Linked DNA regions of Homo sapiens: region 2 is linked to region 1. A link is a contact called in ENCODE Hi-C or POLR2A ChIA-PET data. All regions are on one chromosome and are shown on one strand. The core of a region is the stretch at or near the end of the contact, and the rest is flanking DNA. Distances in the headings are between cores, read along the strand shown. Region 1 has its middle 180 kb from the start of SIPA1L1. Region 2 overlaps SIPA1L1 (signal induced proliferation associated 1 like 1).

The links. A loop is a pair of places that touch in the nucleus more often than their neighbours do. ChIA-PET counts read pairs that join two places held with the same protein, here RNA polymerase II (POLR2A). Pooled maps may share reads with other maps.
Region 2: a loop to region 1 is called in a pooled map, with 4 times the contacts of the local background. The contact joins two enhancer-like sites. A Hi-C loop is called at or near these places in 3 of 50 pooled maps. POLR2A ChIA-PET finds 5 or more read pairs at or near these places in 5 of 52 experiments (BJ, GM12878, T-cell and 2 more).

What each region holds. Positions count from the first base shown.
Region 1 is chr14:71,141,614-71,145,271 of GRCh38, forward strand. No RefSeq gene overlaps it. Among named protein-coding and RNA genes, the nearest start is that of SIPA1L1, 180 kb to the right of the region's middle. Within about 2 kb of position 1,823, at least 10 of the 41 ENCODE cell types and tissues checked have a DNase peak (open chromatin) inside an H3K27ac peak, as active enhancers do.
Region 2 is chr14:71,357,037-71,361,218 of GRCh38, forward strand. The region is part of intron 2 of SIPA1L1 (signal induced proliferation associated 1 like 1); the gene reads left to right. Among named protein-coding and RNA genes, the nearest start is that of SIPA1L1-AS1, 37 kb to the left of the region's middle. Within about 2 kb of position 1,720, at least 3 of the 41 ENCODE cell types and tissues checked have a DNase peak (open chromatin) inside an H3K27ac peak, as active enhancers do.

The DNA.
Region 1 (3,658 bases), core at 573-3,072:
TACTTTCTATCTCTACAAATTTGACAGCTCTAAGTACCTCATCTAAGTGGAATCATACAGTGTTTGTCCTTGGACTCAGCATGATGTCTTCAGAGTTCATCCATGTTGCAGTACACGTCCAGATTCTCTTCCTTTGAGGTTGAATAGTATTCCATGTATGTCTAGGCCACATTTTATTTATGCATTTCTCAGTGGATGAACACTTGGCTTGCTTCCACCTTTCAGCTTTTGTCAATGATGCTGCTATTAGTACTCCCTTTTGGCAGATGAGAAAACTGAGGCGTAAGAGGTGAAGTAACTTGCTGTAAGTTCCCCAGCTAGTGAGTAGCGCACCTAGATTCCAGCCAAGCAGTTGGCTTCAGAGGCTGCTGCTGAGACCTCCTCACTGCACACAGCCAGGCACCCACCCAGGCACCCACCCCCTTCCGATGCCATCTGATAAGCAGGGACCTATTACTGCTCTGCTGGGAGCTGAGTCAGAGATGGGGCATACTGGGGGCTGGGGAATGATTACTTCTTTGTTTCCCCCTCTTATTTTATCCCTGGAAAGCCTGGATCAAACCAGGAGGTAGAGAGATTTCTTCAGTGGTGGGCCCTCCACAGGAAAGTCCCCACCATCCCTGTCCTCCCACCATCAGTAACCACACCATTCCTACCCAACTGCCTGATTGGGGATGAGGTCTGGGGCTCATGTACCTCTGCATCCCAAACAAATAGCTACTGTGCATTCCTGTAAGTCCTCTGGTTGAGAATCTGTAAACAGACTCATTGGTAAAGTCTTTCTTGGAAGCTGACCACATGACATGGGAATGTTCGTAGAAGATGCACGTAGTCACCATGAGGAGGGGAAAGAACCCAGTCATCCTATTGTTTTAGACAGGGCTTAACAAAAATGTCTATATAACAAAGCCTGCAAAAATTTAGAAGTGAAACATTTGTGGTTTGAGTTTTTGCGTCAAGGTCCACCACACTTCCTGACAAGTCAGCTCCTTGTCTGGGTAGCCCTTGGATATCAGATCTTCAGGAGAAGCTACTGCCTCTTCAGGTCTGCAGGTTTCCAAATATCAAATTTCTAAAGCATACAATGCCCACAGTTTCACCACTTCCTTTGGTGTCAATGCATTTCATTTTGAGCAATGGCAAGAAAGGCCCCTATGAAATCTTGCTACCACCACCAACAGGAAACATAGCAATCTGTAGCTATAGTCCCCTCATCTGGAGACTGGCCTTGGTAGGCTCACTTCATGCCTTCCTTGCTGGGTTTTGGAAGATGTTGCAATTAACACAAGGAAAGAAGGCAAGCTCTTACCCCTCCTTCCCCTTCACTCAGTAGCAGCATGGTGGTTGCAGAAATAAAGCACTCAGTTGTTCTTTCTGCTTGCAATTGTTCAGATGCAAGGGGAAAAAGTAAAAACTGAAGCTTGCTATGACCTCTGTCTTAAACCATTTTGTGCAGCTATAAAAATTGCTGGGTAATTAATAAAGAACAGAAATTTATTTCTCACAGTTCTGGAGGCTGGGAAGTCCAAGATCAAGGTGCCAGCAGGCTTGGTGTCTGGAGAGGGCCACCCCCAGGATGGTACCTTACACATTACATCTTCCGGAGCAGGGGCAATCACTGTTCCTTACAGGACAGAAATGCAGAACAGAGGGAACCCACATCCACAAGCCCTTTTTAGACTGGCTTTAATCCACTCATGCTCCACCCTCATGACCTGAACACCTCCCAGTAAACCCCACCACCCAATGCTGTTGCATTGGGGATTAAGTTTCCAACACGTGAGTTTTGGAGGGAACAAAAACATTCTGACCATAGCAGCCTCTCCCCAACTTTTACAAGAAGGCTGGCATCTGACGCATTTCATAGCCTGAGTATAAGATGAGGTAACGGAGGGCCCACATCACCTACATCCTGTAAAGCCTGAGGCTCACCAAACCACACAGGGGAGTATGAACACAGAGGACACCTCCCACTGTTGTTCTCTTGTCTCCTGACTCAAACAGCCCCTTCCTTTCAGCCCAAGACATTGAGCCATCCGGGGCTTGCTGTGGTATGATACAAAATAAATATTTGGTCTTTGTCCCTGGTTCCTGACACAGCGCCTCAAAATCCTTGGAACTGATAGTCCTGTATGCTAATGAGATGAGTCATGGAGAGGCCCTAGATAGCTTCAGGATGGGGGCTGGTCACTAGAAAAATCAACCATGTGATTAGAGGATTAGAACTTTCAGCCCCACCTCCTCACTTCTGACCTTCAAGGAGAGGAAAGGGATTGGAGATAAAGTCCAATCACTAAATGACCAATGATTTCATCAATCATGCCTGCATAATTCAGACCTTGAGCAAGAAAGAGGTCAAAGCCTGAGTTACTACCTTTAGTGAGCTTAATTTCCACGTAGGAAAGTAAGAGAAGCACAGCAGCAAAGCTGTGTTTAAAATCCCCGCCCCCGCCCTCCCACTCCCTGCAAAAACACTCCTAAATGAAGTCAGATAAAAATCTCCCAAAAAAATCCTAAGTGAAATCAGATGCAGTGGCTGAAACGTAATTCCAGCTACTGGGGAGACTGAGGTGGGAGGATTGCTTAAGCCCAGGAATTTGAGGCCAGCCTGGGAAACATAGAGAGACCCTATATCTTTAAAAAATTTTGTTTTAATAAAAACAAGAATAAAACCTAAATGACAGGGATTCAGAGAACTTCTGGGTTGAGAAAAACATTGCTTTAAGAGGCCAAGGTGAGAGAATCACCTGAGGCCAGGAGTTCAGGACCAGCCTCTAAGAGACGGGGGGGTCTCACTCTATTGCCCAGGCTGGAGTGCAGTGGCACAATCTCAGCTCACTGCAGCCTTGACCTCCTGGGCTCAGGTGATCCTCCTACCTCAGCCTCCTGAGTAGCTGAGACCACAGGCATGTGCCACCATGCCCAGCTAACTTTTTTTATTTTTAGTGGAGATAAGCTTTCACTGTGTTGCCCAGACTGATCTCAAACTCCTGGTCTTAAGCAATCCTCCCACCTAAGCCTCCCAAAGTGCTGGGATTACAGGCGTGACCCACTGTGCCCAGCCCCTCAAACAAATTTTTTTTGTTTAGCCACATAGTGGCATGTGCCTGTAGTCTCAGCTACTTGGAAGGCTGAGGCCGGAGCATTGCTTGAGCCCAGGACGTCGAGGCTACAGTGAGCTACAATTTCATCACTGCACTCCAGCCTGGGTGACGGTGTGAGACCCTGTTTAAAAAATAAAAGAAAGACATTGATGCGCTTCAAGGATGGTGCATCTGAAAGACAGAGCCCCAGGACGGTGGTGGCTGCCACCCTCCCTATGCAGCTCTTCCATTTGGTTGTTCCTGAATTGTATCCTTTATAATTAATGGGCAAATGTTAATTAATACGTTTTCCTGAGTTTTATGAGCTGTGAATTATCAAAACTGAGGAAGGGGTTGTAGAAACTCCCAAATGTATAGTCAGAAGTATGGGCGGCTTCTTGGACTTGTGGCTGGCATCTGAAGCAGGGGCAGTCTGGGACGGAGCCTTGAACATGCACTGTTGGCTCTAACTCCAGGAGTTAGAACTGAATTGACTGTTGGATTCCTGTTGATGTCAGAGTCACGGGTCACGAGTGTGGAACACTCTCCACACACTTGGTATCAGAAGTGTCAGA
Region 2 (4,182 bases), core at 470-2,969, 220 kb after region 1:
ACATTATTATAATTTTAAAAAAATTTTATGTGTTAGAGACAGGGTCTTACTCTGGTCTCCTAGGGGGAAGTGCAGTGGCGTGATCGTAGCTCACAGCAGTCTCAAACTCCTATGCTTAAGCTTAGGTGATCCTCCCCTTCAGCCTCCCGAGTAGCTGGGACTGTGTGTCACCGTGCTTGGCTAATGTTATAATTTTTAATAGATGGCTATTTATCTGAAGTTTTTTTTTGTGTGTGTGTGAAAGAGAGTTAGCCCTATAAGGAACTTCGAAATCACATGGTCCAACACCCTGATTTTTATAGTTGAGGAAACCAAAGCCCAGGGGCTGAAGTGATTTGCTCAAGACTGTATAACTGGTTGGTGGTAAGGCCGCCTGATTTCATAGCCTATTCATTTCCCACTAAACTCTCTAGGAAAGCACAGGTTTCTCCACACTGGGAAAAGCTCCTGGATTCCCCATACTGGGATTTGAGCCCTGACGTAATAGTCAGGATGTCTTAGTGGAGTTGTTGGTTGATAACACTGGTGCTCTTTTGTTTTTTTGAAACAGGGTCTCACTCTGTCACCCAGGCTGCAGCGCAGTGGCATGATCTCCGCTCACTGCAATCTCTGCTTCCTGGGCTCAAGCGATTCTCTAGCCTCAGCCTGCCAAGTAGTTGGTACTGTAGGCATGAGCCATCAATGCCGGCTAATTTTTGTTGTTGTTGTTGAGACACAGTTTTACTCTGTCACCCACGCTGCAGTGCAGTGGTGCCATCTTGGCTCACTGCAACCTCTGCCTCCTGGGCTCAAGCAATTCTTGTGCCTCAGCCTTCCAAGTAGCTGGGATTACAGGTGCACACCACCATGCCCAGCTAATTTTTTTTTGTATTATTAGTAGAGACGAGGTTTTGTTACATTGGCCAGGTTGGTCTCGAACTCCTGACCTCAAGTGAGTGGTCCACCTTGGCCTCCCAAAGTACTGGGCCATAAGCCAGTGTGCCTGGCCTCTATTTTTTGTATTTTTGTAGAGACGGGTTTTGCCATGTTGCCCAGGCTGGTCTTGAACTACTGAACTCAAAATGATCTACCTGCCTGGACCTCCCAAAGTGCTGGGATTACAGGCATGAGCCACTGTGCCCGGCCAACACTGGTGCTCTTTTATGTTTCAAATGAATAGTGGGACATTTATTTTTGAATTTTGAGGAAAATGAATCACAGAAGTAAGAATTTTGTTCAAAATAACACTTGGGGTAAAAACACACCAAGCATACCTAATTGAAGTTGTAAGTTTCACTTGGTAAAATAAGCTGCAAAAATGGAGGGGATTTACACACAGCTCTCTTCTATTTTAGTCCTCTGGGTTGTTTATAAATTTGCTCATACATAACTCTTTTGCTAAAGCATTTGCCATTACGTGTATAGTCGGTACAAGTTAAGAATTACTAGGAAACTTCAGTCTGGCTCACTTCATCATCTCCTTCATGTCTTTGCTCAGACACTGCCTTTGTAGTGAGTCTTACCCTGACCCCGTCCTGTTTAAGACTGAGCCCACCTGCCCTCCATTCATTCCTGAATCCCTTTTTCTTAACAGCCTGTCCTTTTTCTTTGCAATAGCACTGTATTAGTCAATTCTTGCACTAGTATAAATAAATACCTGAGACTGGGTAATTTATAAAGAAAGAGATTTAATTGATTCACGGTTCCACAGGCTGTACAGGAAGCATGACAGCTTCTGGGGAGGCCTCAGGAAACTTTTAGTCATGGCAGAGGGAAGCAGGCACGTCTTGCATGGCTGGAGCAGGAGGAAGAGAGAGAGTGGGAAGGTGCTATACACTTTTAGATAACCAGATCTCGTGAGAACTTGAGAACAGCACCAAAGGGATGGTGCTAAATCATTCATGAAGGATCTACCCCTAAAATCCAGTCACCTTGCACCAGGCCCCACCTCTAACACTGGGAATTAAAATTGAACTTGAGATTTGGGTGGGGACACAGATCTAAACCATATCAAGCATGTATCCCCTCTGACCTTATGGTATGGTTTGGTTGTGTACCCACCCAAATCTCATCTTGAATTGAGGTTCTCATATTCCCCACATATTGTGGGAGGGACCCAGTGGGAGGTAACTGAATCATTGGGGCAGGTTTTTCCTGTGCTGTTCTCATGATAGTGAATAAGTCTCATGAGATCTGATGGTTTTATAAAGGGCAGTTCCCCTGCACACGCTCTCTTGCCTGCCGCCATGTAAGATGTCACTTTGCTCTTCCTTCACCTTCCGCCATGATTGTGTGGTCTCCCCAGCCATGTGGAACTGTGAATCCACTAAACCTCTTTTTCTTTATAAATTACCCAGTCTCGGGTATGTCATTATTAGCAGCATGAGAACAGACTAATACACCTTATATGTACATCTCCTCCATATAATTTGTCTATTATGGTTTCTATTTATGGTGTGTCATCTTCTTCAGTAGAGCATATGAAGGCAGGGACTTTTGTCTGTTTATATATCCCCAGGATGAAAAATAAAAAGTGCCTGCCACATAGTAGATAATAAATGTGTTGAATGAATGAACTTGGCAAAAGCAGCTGCTTTTTGGGATTCCTACTGGTAAAATGACAGATTCTCAGTCCTACTGGTTGTTTTTTTAATTGACTTAATTGAGGATGGCAAAATCATCAGTTGGTATATAAAGAAAGTAAGTGCATGAGTTGTGTTGTATACAGTTTTCTGGAACCTCCTTGCTTGTTTGGCAATAAACAGGGAACTCAGATTCAGATGAAGAGTCATGAGATTATGCAGATATTATCAATGGAACTGGTTCTTTAGATCTTAAAATCGAGAGTACTAAATGATAAAAATGCATACAGAGATTCTCAGATACAGACTTGGACATGTAGCTGATTTTTAACATAAGTGGTTTAAAAGGTTTTTGTTGTCAACATTGTGGCCCAAAAAGTTGAGTTTCAGGGTATGAGGGTACTGTGGTGATGGAGGATGGATGAGGAAGGAAGTGAAGGCATCAAGATCTCCCATCTTGTGAGAGTTGAACAGTGCTTCGGGGTCATCTAGATGTGAGAGTACATTTCTACTAATCTAAACTTTTTACAAAATGCTAAAACATGAGACAAAGCGATAACATTTAATGAAGATAAAGCTTATAATGTTCTAAAGGTTTCAGATAAGCTGATGGTAGTCTTCTATTGAGTTCTAGGGCGTAAGGTAGTTTATGAATGGTTATTTTTATTATCTAAAGATATATTTGACCTTTAGAATTCAGTGACAATAAAGATGATAGATAATGTCTTAGGAAGATATTAAGAAACCTAGAAAATACTATAGAAATCAGATATGCCAACTTTTTATATGAGCCTAAGTCCAAAGCTTACACGACCTGCCCAGTATCTATCACACAGCTAGTTAACGGCAGAGTTGGGATGAATTTTTGTCACAGATTTTCACTGAAGTATCAATAGGAGACGAATGTACAAGCCTCTCTTTGGAGATAACCCAGGGAGCAATTACGAACTTGTTTTGAGGTCTGCATTTTATCTTAAAAATTTCAAAAGTCACGCAGTTATTTCATCCTATACAAAGTATTTATGTCTTTCTCTTTTTATGTGTGTAAGTATGTGCATTATTTTAGTCTTGCAAAAATGTGCTTACTTGAGGAATTGCCTTTTGGAAGTTGAGAAAATGAACAGAATGAGAGATCACTGTTGATTATTGTCTTAGAAGAAGTGTCAGCAAATCAAAGTTTTAAAGAAACTGAAATGAGGAAATGTATCTACTTGATCTGTTCTAAAATTACATTAGAGGAAATTAATGATAGCACAGTGAAAAAAACTTAGAAAATATTTTAAACCTTAAGAAAGGATTGTTATTTATGCCATTCTTCGTAAGGGTAGTAAGACATCATATTTTGTGTCTTTTTCCTAGATGTACTGGTTTTGGCAGCAGTTTTTGAAAAGAGAGATGATTTGTATATATAGTTTATATATATTTTTTTTTCCTGAGGATAAAATTATACTGGTATGGAGAAAGACAGCAAACCTCACTGTACCCTTCCCCCTTCACTAGGGATATGATAAAGGTTTTTACTTCTTAATCTTTTATGTAAATTTTGCTTTTGCAGCACATGGTTAAATGAGATATTGATCATGCAACTGAGTTGTAACTCAATTTTAGTATACTCCAAAAT